2 separate regions of the Mus musculus genome follow, and region 1 is linked to region 2. The links are chromatin loops, found by intact Hi-C in ENCODE. Cell type or tissue: gastrocnemius. All regions are shown on one strand. Links, peaks and the distances in the headings refer to the core of each region. The heading gives the core; the rest is flanking DNA.

Region 1 (5,375 bases), core at 310-5,309, 58 kb after region 2:
TTTCACAAAATTGAAGGCATAAAGTGTAAATACAAAAATCAGAGCGAGCAGTCATCAGTCATCGGAGAACTTCAAGCTCTTCGTTAAAACACACGCACGAAACCGGAGAGTTCTTATTTTTCACCCTCAACATGAACTGTGAAGGAATTAAACGTTATCGGCTACGAAACACTACCTGACTGCACACGGGGCAAATAAATGCCAAGTGCTTACATTAACTCTTCAAGTCAGCACCCAACTATAGTGGGCCGCTAAGTTTGAAGGAAAATCGCAGAGCTTGATAAACTAGCTGCACGTGACAAGGTCTAACTTGTAAGTCTCCTTTGATGTTAATGATTGCTTGGCAGGAAAGGGCAGAAAGCTGACTTTCCAAGCAGGATGTTGCTATAAACAATCTCGACGTCCAGGCCAGGCGTTAAATGGGCCGACAATTTAATGCGTCGGGGCAAGGGCTTTGCCTCGGCTTCTCTGACACACACTATTTTTAACAGGAGCCCATACCCGCCGCCAGCGAAGGGCGCAACCCAGGTCTAGCCTCGCCCGCGGAAGCCGCGGGCCTCCGGGCGGTCGGTATCAGTTGGACCGCAGCAGGAAATCCTGTCTTCCTTTGCGGATGGCAGTGGAGCCTGAGAAAAAAAAGCGAGCGAGCTTCCACGCCTCCGCGGCTAGGGGCGGCCGGGAGAAGCCGCCCACACCGGCGACTCGACTCGACGCCGGCCGCCATCTCCGCCCCGCGGCCTTCGAGCGTGGGGGACTCCCTCACGACCGCGTCCCCGCCTCCCGGCAAGGCGCCCCGCGCTGGACCGGGCGAGGTCGGCGTCGCAAGCTGCACTCACCCACTCGAGGATCTTGATGAAGCCGAGCGGCTCCTTGAGCGGGTTGAGGTTGATCTGGAAGGCGGACATCCTCTGAGGGAAAGGAGGGAAGAGAGTCAGGACGCGGGGCGGAGGAGGGGAGCGGCGAGACCGGAGCGACTCCGCGGCGAGAGCGGGAGGCGGAGCCGGCGGGGCTGGGGGCGGGGCCGGAGGGGTGGGGACGAAGGGGCATCGGGGCGGGACGGCCTGGCCTTTAAGGCGGGGCCGGGCGGCCGTTGAGTCCGCGCCCAGGAGACAGAGAGGGCGAGCCGAGACCAGGCCGAGGAGGGACTGGGAAGGGCTGGCTCCTCCCCCGGCCGCACCTGACTCAGCCGGCTGAACCGCTGACGAACCATGTTGGCTTTGGAAGCCATGCGTGTGCCGCGCCCCCTTCCCCAAAGCCTAGCTCTGTCTCTAACGCGCACGCGCGCTCCCTAGGCCCCAGACTCTTTTCCGGCCTTTGCGAGCGCGCGACGGGGGTGGGTGGGGTCGGGGGACAGCTGCGCCTGCGCAGCACGGCCCTCCACCTCGGTGGCGTTCTGGTTGCTATGCCCTTTTGTGGCTGTGACTGCCCGCCCTCACAACGGCCCGTTTTCTTCCCAGTGCTCTGAACTTTTGGGCAAATGTGTCAAGTGTGTACACAGACAAAGCCTCACTTCAAAGCTCGTGTTCAGGGCCCTTAAAGTCATAGTTATTGCAAAACTGCGGCCGTCTGGCGAACCTGCCTTATGTAAGGGTGCTTGAACGTATGATTCACCAAACATTTCCGCAGACATCGCAAAGTTGTTGGAGCCAGAGTAGGAGAAAGACCACCCATTTGAGATCATGGCTTGACAGGTCTCACAGGACAACTCATCTCTCCACCTCTATCCCCGTTTGGCGAGGCCTGTATTTCGTGCCGTTTTTTTTTGGGGGGGGGCGGGGGAGTGGGGGGGGGTCAAGTTAACTCATCTTTCATGATTTGTCTTAGGGAACACTCCCTCCTGCCACCAGAATGGGACCAATCTAGACATCTCTTCTCTGGCTTCCTTGTGCCTGGCCTTTTTTGGAGGGTTGGGATAGTGGCCTGTCTTCATGCATGGTGAGATAACACCAACATCGAAGGAAGATCTTTGCCACAGAGGATCCTAGTTCCAGCTCCCAGGTACTTATTTATATTTCCTAAATGTCAGTGGAGTATTCCATTAGAACTGACCACTACCCATGAACAGTTACTACCAAGCTAACACTTCCTCCTTCCTTCACTCTTATTTCCGTGTATTCCACTCAGCATTTCTCTTTAAGTCTTAAAAAAAAAAAGTTATTTTCTGCTGAGACCTGTTGGATAGGAACCCACAAGTAAATCACTTAGCTGTGCTTCAAAGGAAAAAGTATTCAAAGTAGAATTATACAAAATAGCCAAAAATATATTCAATGTAATTTCAAAATGAAATAGATGCTAACAGGATGGGATAATGCTCATCTTGCAACTTTATAGAGCTGAGAGGTCTGAAACAATTTGTACTCCCATGGTTTGTTCCTGTAGTCCTGTCACCAGGCAGCTGGCTGAGGTTTGCTTGACTGCACAGTTGGATAGGAATTGTGGGAAGGATAGGCAGGGGAAGCAAGTGAGGAGCTGGTCTCTTGTAGCCTTCATTTCTGTCAGGCAGCAGTGAGTGGTGGCTGAATCCCGACAGAAGCAGCAGCAAGTGGCACCCTCTAGTGTTGCAGCCCTCATAACTCAACCTTACAAATGTTCCGGTTTGTAAGTCTAGAACACTGGGGTTCCTCAACCCTTGGCAGCTCTTGGCCCAGGATGAGACCTTTGGCCCTGAAGGCTTAACAGCTATCTGGAGCTCTTGTGGTGCCAGGGCCTGCCCTTGCTCTTCTCTGGCTGATTATAAGGTTTTATCCGTTAGTCTTGGCTCTCTACCTCAGCTGCTAGGACTGTTCACTTCTGCCGCCTTAGACACAGGGTACCTGCTACTTCTGTGTGTGCCATTTTGCCGCCACTGCTTTCCAGTCTCTGCTGCTTTCTGTTCTGTGTCATCTTATCCTGCACTACTAAAAGTAGGCAAGACCACCTAAGAGCAGTTGTGTGTGTGTGTGTGTGTGGGGGGGGGGGGGTAAGGCTGCAATACCAGAGGAGCTTACAACACCAGAGTATCCTGACTCAGCACACTGAGTGAGCCTGAACGTCCTCTGATGTAGCCTAAGGACTATACCTACCAACACTGGACAAGCACAACTGTTTGTTTTAAATAAATTATACCCAACACTCTGAGCTAATCACAGATTTGTCTCTTAACGCTAGACCCCCTGTACTCACTGATAAGTGGATATTAGCCCAGAAACTTAGTATACCCGAGATATAAGATACAATTTGCTAAACACATGAAACTCAAGAAGAATGAAGACTGAAGTGAGGACACTATGCCCCTCCTCAGAATTGGGAACAAAACACCCATGGAAGGAGTTACAGAGACAAAGTTTGGAGCTGAGACGAAAGGATGGACTATCTAGAGACTGCCATATCCAGGGATCCAGCCCATAATCAGCTTCCAAACGCTGACACCATTGCATACACTAGCAAGATTTTATCGAAAGGACCCAGATGTAGCTGTCTCTTGTGAGACTATGCCGGGGCCTAGCAAACACAGAAGTGGATGCTCACAGTCAGCTATTGGATGGATCACAGGGCCCCCAATGGAGGAGCTAGAGAAAGTACCCAAGGCGCTAAAGGGATCTGCAGCCCTATAGGTGGAACAACATTATGAACTAACCAGTACCCCGGAGCTCTTGACTCTAGCTGCATATGTATCAAAAGATGGCCTAGTCGGCCATCACTGGAAAGAGAGGCCCATTGGACACGCAAACTTTATATGCCCCAGTACAGGGGAACGCCAGGGCCAAAAAGGGGGAGTGGGTGGGTAGGGGAGTGGTGGGGGGGGTGTGGGGGACTTTTGGGATAGCATTGGAAATGTAATTGAGGAAAATACGTAATAAAAAAAAAACACTAGACCCCCAAAGGAAGGGTTCCATGTCAGGTCACTGTGGGAATGATTCCAGGGTCATCTAGAGTGGGCATTGAGGAAGCAAAAAAAACTTAGATAAACTTTTTCAAACAGCTCTGGATGGCACTGTGCCTTTAAGAAGCAGAGCAGTCAGCTACAGTTTTTGCATAATTATCTCAGGGTGTCCATGAGATGTCCAAGATATTTGTTATTAAGCACATAGTTATTGTGCTCAAGGTAGCCAAATTGCTCCATTCTCAATGTCTATGCTAATTTGTAGGGAAATGAGCATCAAAAGGAACATTTAAAATAATAGTCTTAACGCACTTATTAGTACAGGTAGTGCCCCAGGGACAAATGTATTCCAAGATCTGCCTTAGTTCCAGCTATTCAGTAGACTGAGGAAAGAGGATCATTACAAATAGTTTTTTCTTTTCTTTAGTGGAGTCCAGGAATTGAAGTTGGTCCAGCCTGGGTGATATAATCTCAACCTGTTTCTTGTTTTATTTTTTCTTTTGAGATAGGATCTCACTCTGTAGCCTTGGTTGGCCTTAAATTCACAGATGTCCACTTGCCTCTGCCTCCCTCCCGAGTGCTGGGATTAAGGCATTTCTCAGGGTGGTGGTGGTGGTGGGGGTGGTGGTGGTGGTGGTGGTGGTGGCTTTCTCTGTCTATTATTGTAGTCTCAGGAATTACGATAGGCTGGATTCTTAACCTGTGAGGTATGCATTATATTGTCTCTCTTTTACTTTTTGACTCCTTTCTCTCCTACTTGTTCAAACCCACCAGTGGAAGGTCTTATTACAGCTTCCCAGGAAATCTGCCAGACTTGAATTTTAAGAGGGTCCCTTCATTGGCCCTGAGCCATTGTTTTTTCAATACAGAGACCACTTAGTGTGGTCTGAGCCACATCGGGTCACTTGTCAGGATTCATTTATAAGATCTGAATGGAACCACAGGAAGCATGAAACCTTAGTCACATGTGACGTAGCACTGCTGCCTGAGAAGGAGGTAAGAGTGGATGGCAGAGCCAGGGGTGTCTGCAAGAGTGTCACACTCCCATAACAGTAGCATTTCATTGAAAACATAACTGTTCAAACTCTGGGAAGACTGTTCAAGATGACGGTGAACCATGCCTACAACTGTGGTCATTTCCTCAACTCTGAGGAAAGGCCTGTGGAGACCGGACAGACGAGGGTGTCAAACATGAGATCCCCTGAAACTGGAGTCATAGTTGGCTGTGAGCTGCCATATGAATGCTAATACCCACCTAGGTCCCCTGCAAGAGCAGGCAGAATGCTTAGCTGCCAGCTCATTGTTCCAGTCCTCTTCTTATTTCTTTTATGAGGGCAATTACAGAAATAATGCTTGTAATGCCAAATTGCCCTATCTGAAGTCGTGTGTAGATCTGTATAGATGCTAAATAATTTGTCACTATTTCACTCTCTATTTGCCCCTTACAGAACATTTGCTGGACTATGGCACTGGGATTTAGAGATGGATGTTCAGAGGCCAGGAAGGATGCTCT
Region 2 (5,375 bases), core at 60-5,059:
ATTTTCAACAGAGGATTCTTAAATGGCTGAGAAGCACTTAAAGAAATGTTCAACATCGTTCGGCTGCAGGGAAATGCAAATCAAATGACTCGGAAACTCCATTTTACACCCATCAGGATGGCCTAAGATCATGCTGGTGAGAATGTGGAGCAAGGGGCACACTCCTCCATTGCTGGTGGGAGTGCAAACTTGCTCATTCACTTTGGAAACCAATTTAGCATTTTCTCAGAAAATTGGGAACAGACCTACCTCAAGACACAGCTATATCACTCCTTGGCATATAGCCAAAGGATACTCCATCATCCCACAAGGACACTTGCTCAACTATGTTCCTAGCAGCTTTATTCGTAATAGTCAGAAACTGGAAACAACTTAGATGTCCCTCTCCTGAGGAATGGGTGAAGAAAATGGGGTATATTTATACAACGGAATATTACTCAGTCATTAAAAACAATGGCGTGAAATTTGAAGGTAAATGGATGGAACTAGAAACGATCATCCTGAGTGAGGTAACCCAGACCCAGAAAGACAAACAAGACAAACTTATAAGTGGATATTAGCCATAAAGGATAACCGTGCTACAATCCACAGACCCAAAGAAGCTAAGTAATAAGGAGGATCCAAGGGATGATTTGTGAATCTCACTGAGAAAGGGAAATAGAATTAAAATTGCCAGTGGATGGGGTTAGGGTTGGGGTGGGAACAGGAGGGGAAGGTATCAGGTAGGGAGATGGGAATCAAGTAGTGGGAGGATGGAGGGAGAGAGAACTAGGAGAGTCCGGGCTGGAGCAGGGGGTGGGGGGTGGGGGGTGGGGGTGGGGGGTGAGGGGTGGGGAGGCAGTCATCTCTGGAACACGCTTGAAACCTAAGGAAATGGAAATTCCCAGAAATCTATGAAGGTGACCCTAACTAAGGCTTCTAGCAATGCAAGATATGGAGATTATTTCAGGCCATCTCCTGTAACCAGGCAAGACAATGGAGGGATTGGAACACCAATGCAGGAACAAAACCTTTGACCTACAATTCGTCCTGCTTATAAGATGTGCTGGGGGTAAAGATGGAACAAAAAATGAGGTAATGGCCAACAATAACTAGTCCAGCTTGAGACCCATGCCACGAGAAGGAATTGTCTTAGTCAGGGTTTCTATTCCAACATAAAATATCATGACCAAGATGCAAGTTGGGGAGGAAAGGGTTTATTCAGCTTACACTTCTACATTGCTGTTCATCGCCAAAGGAAGTCAGGATTGGAACTCAAGCAGGTCAGGATACAGGAGCTGATGCAGAGGCCGTGAAGCAATGATGTTACTGGCTTGCTTCCTCTGGCTTGTTCAGCTTGCTTTTTTATAGAACCCAAGACTACCAGTCCAGAGATGGTCCCACCCACAAGGGGTCCCCCTCCTCTTGATCCCTAATTGAGAAAATGCCTTCCAGCTGGATCTCATGGAGACATTTCTCAACTGACGCTCCTTTCTCTGTGATAACTCCAGCTTGTGTCAGCAGAGAGGCTTTGCTCAGCAACCGATGGAAACAGAGGCAGAGACCCACAAGCAAGCATTAGGCAGAGCTTGGGGAATCCTAAGGAAGATGAGGAGGAAGGATTGAAGGAGTCAGAGGGGTCAAGGACACCACAAGAAACCCTACAGAATCAACTAACCTGGGCCCATAGAGGCTCATAGAGACTGAACCGCCAACCAGAGAGCACACATGAACTAGAAGGTCTTCACATGTGTAATAGTTGTGTAGCTTGGTCTTCATGTGGGACTCCTAACAGCAGAAACAGGAGCTATCTCTCATTGTGTTGCCTGCCTTTGGGTCCTTTCCTCCTACTGGGATGTCTTGTCTCTCCTCAATAGAGGAGGGACCTAGTCTTACTGACACTAGATATGCCAAAGCTGACTAACATCCATTTTCTGAAGAGAAATGGAGAAGGAATAGATAGGGGGTGGGGAAGACTGAGAGGAGAGGAAGGAGGGGAAACTGATGTCGGGATATAAAGTTAACTAATTGATTAATTAATTAAAATAAAAATGTTTTTATTGATTCATAATATGGCTGTACAAAATACACTTCTAAAAATAGCTTTGAAACTAGATCTCTAAGAAAAGAACAGCTGAAGCAACATCCCTGCTATGAGGACTGGGTTTGGGAAGTCACAGCAGGGAATGGTCGCATGGGCATGAGCCCCGTGAGGGTGCAATTTCAGGACTGAAGCAGAAGGTGGCACCATGACACCCTTCATGGGCATTATAGCCCACATATGCTGGAGGTGAGGACACATTTCCTCACTTCTGTAGTGTCTCTGTCAGGAAAACAGTCCAGCAGATCTGAAGCAAACCCCAAGAGTCAGAACTGGGAGAACTTTGGAAATGTCTTCTTCGTCTATGGTGTGGCCTTGTGGGGTCATAGTGCCTGTATCTCACCTCTAGGACTCTGGAACTCCCTACATTTGTCACACACACCTATTAGGGGAGCCGCCTAGCTTTCTCTACATGGGGCTTGTCTCCCTCCACCTACTAATGGTGAAGAACCTTCTGGCTCCAGCCAGTGCTCCCATTCTGATGGGTCTTGACTTTCCTCAGTAGCAGGCAGTCTAGGCCACATCCACATTACCAGAGAATGCAGCACACTACGGTACGCTTCAAGGAGAGAGTGCAGCCAGTACACACCCCCACACACTCTCCGCTGTCTCCAGCCTAAAGATGCCAACCATGCTTTTGGCATCTGTGATCTAGTTTGTGGTTTCCAAAGGCATCTAGCTGCACCCATGGAAGACACAGCTGTGTTTAATATGGTTCCCAAATTCATGGTTACCTTCCTCACTGGCAAGTTTCTACCCGCTGGGTCGTCTATAAAACCCTGCTGTGTAATTAGTTCACCGTACATCCAATTTATCTTAGAGTAGTAAGTCTAATAGAGTGGGGTGGGATGGGGTCTGTTAAATATTTTGACCTAAGTGGGAAAGTTTACATTTAACATGGCCAGAATCACTGCCTGTGTGGGGAGAGAGAAGCAGAGACCAGTGTGAGAAGTTTGGGGGTCACTAGGGGGAGGGAGAGACACAGGAAGCTGAGGTGGGCCATGATGCACACAGGAAGGTGAGAGTGTGAGGCTGGCCAAGTGGAACCAGAAAGGGACCAAGACTGGCTCCTTTGATGAGGGACAGTGCAGATTTATACTTGAATATCTTCTAAGTGAAAAAATAAAAATAAAACAACCTCAAAACAAAAGCCCATCCCCCAACAGCCCTTCTTGCTGTTGGTATTTGAAAATACTCATCAAATGCAACATTTGCCAATAAACTCCTTCAATCCCCCATACCCTGGCAGCTTCCCCAGCCCCACCCCTACTCTTGCCACACACACACACCTTCTTGCAGGATTTCTTACTGAAGACCTGGATTTAGAAGCTAAGCACCGCCCAGTGCCCAGCTCAGGTGTTCACACCTCAAGTGGTCCGCCCTCCACCCCTTCTTAGGCTCCTTAAATGCCAGACTGCCAGAGGAAAGAGACAAAAGTACAGGTTTCCTTTAAAGGCCTCCTGAGTTCTTTTCAGTTCAGTGCTTAAGTATGTCCCCCAGACCTGGCTCAAAGGCCAGAGAGCTGGCATATGTGTCAAATGTCTTCCAGCAGCCTTGACAGGCAGAACAGGAAAATCAGGCCAGGGCGGGTGTCTGCAAGCTATCCGGGGGCAGGGCTGGCACTGCTACCTCAGAACTGCCTAGTTTACACTGCTGCCCTGCTCTGGCCCCTTCCTGGGAGGTGGGTGTGGACCTGTTGGCTGGAGGGAGTGGGCTTCCGTTCTCTAAGCTGCTCCCCTTTCAAGCCCAGCTCCAACTGTGGCTCCTTTGTCCACAGTGTTCTGGGATGATCTCGGGCTGGAGATCTACCCTGGGAAGACACTGGCTAACACAGCGTTACAATGCCCTGCTTTGTGGTCTTAACAGGAGGGTTTGTCATGAGCTAGGAGATTGGTCCCTGGCAGATCCTGGCATGTGGGGAACAGCTGTGTGACAGCCACTATTTTCAGAGGACATTCTATCTGATGCAGCAGCTGGGCTTTGAGATCTCCAAGATGGCTGCCTCCTCCTCCCCATGGGTGCCTCTGGCCTTCCATTCATTGGCACCTTGTGTGCAGAGCCCCAGTTGGGGTTGTTCAGGGTGGTTGCTTGGAGGTGTGGCTTGAAGCTAGACTATAGTGGGAACTTATTCCAGTTTACAGGAACAGGGTCCCCAAGGTCCTCCTAGCACCAGGAGCAGCAACATGGTATGTTTGGGGTCTGCTTATCTCTGTCTTGGAACACTAACTATCAGCAGCAGCCCTGTGGGTGGGACATTTATTCAGAGAAAATGAAATTAAGTGCTTCTTTGCTTGTGGGGTTGGAAGTTTCTTCCCTCTTCATGTAATTTTAATTAACTGACAATTTTCACAGATATAATAACACATTTCCATCATATTCAGCACTCCTATTACTTTCTTCCTGCTTCATGTTTGTGTGTGTGAGAGAGGGGGGGCAGAGACACAGAGAGACAGACAGAGACACAGAGAGAGAGAGAGACCCACTGAATGAGAGGGTCTTTAACAAAGGGTGGACAACTAACCAGCAGCTACACCACTGAGGAAAATGTCTCTGCTCCTCAGGAGACCACATGCACTCCTCACGGGTCCTGGCCAGAATATTGATGGGTGAGTTTTGCTCGGAGTTCATGCAGGTGAGCACGAACTTTATGAGTGTAGCAGCCATGCCATGCCTGATAAATGTCACCCCACAGTGCTTTTCCCCAGCCTCCAGCTCTTATTCATTCTGCCTCCTCTAGGTCCTAAGTTTACTTTTTAAGGATTATTTTATGTTTAATTGTGTGTACGTGTTGGTGATATATGTATACCTGTGAGTTGAGCGCCCTTGGAGCCTAGAATCATCAGATCCCCTAGAACTGGAGTTTTCAGTGATTATGAACTGAAGTGAATGCTGAGAACTGAGTTGGGGTCCTCTGCAAGACCAAGAGGGATGTCTCCAACCATTGGAATTTCTTAAAACACACACACACCATAGATCACAACTCAAGCCATGTGTGGTGACATGTTAATCCCAGCCCTCAGGAGGCAGAAGCAGGCAGAGCTCTGTGAGTCTGAGGACAGCCTGGTCTTCGGAATGAATTCCAGACCAGTCATGGCTACATAGTAAGACCCCCCATCTCAATAAAACAAAAACAAAACAACAGCAACAAATCTCAACACACTGAATACTTACAATTTCACCTACATTATAACTTAGACTCTTGGTTTATTGCAGATACTGTAAAGAAACCTAAAAGATAAACCATAAACTAGAAAAAATAGGAATGTATAACATTATAAAGAGGCCTAAAAACAAG

Evidence for each region. Hi-C counts contacts between places; a loop is a spot of excess contacts. Peaks named below come from ENCODE experiments on the same cell type or tissue, not always from the same donor. Only the 100,000 strongest peaks of a DNase experiment are listed, where the experiment ranks them.
Region 1: a loop joins it to region 2, with 2.9 times the contacts of the local background. A loop is called at or near these places in 16 of 42 quality-filtered maps.

What each region holds. Positions count from the first base shown.
Region 1 is chr12:32,949,821-32,955,195 of GRCm38, reverse strand. Sypl (synaptophysin-like protein) reads right to left here and starts at 1,010. Exons shown (of 5, transcript NM_198710.3): 1 at 837-1,010. The coding sequence starts at 905. 4933406C10Rik (RIKEN cDNA 4933406C10 gene) reads left to right here and starts at 1,407. Exons shown (of 6, transcript NR_044986.1): 1 at 1,407-1,691; 2 at 1,825-1,998. In gastrocnemius, for the core only: a CTCF peak has its summit at 2,558 (motif pointing left); DNase peaks (open chromatin) are centred at 1,190, 1,856 and 2,564; H3K4me3 peaks cover 2,112 bases; H3K27ac peaks cover 2,847 bases.
Region 2 is chr12:33,007,088-33,012,462 of GRCm38, reverse strand. The region is part of intron 2 of Gm40874 (a long non-coding RNA gene); the gene reads right to left. Among named protein-coding and RNA genes, the nearest start is that of Gm40874, 14 kb to the right of the region's middle. In gastrocnemius, for the core only: a CTCF peak has its summit at 2,212 (motif pointing right); DNase peaks (open chromatin) are centred at 2,220, 3,422 and 3,686; H3K27ac peaks cover 934 bases.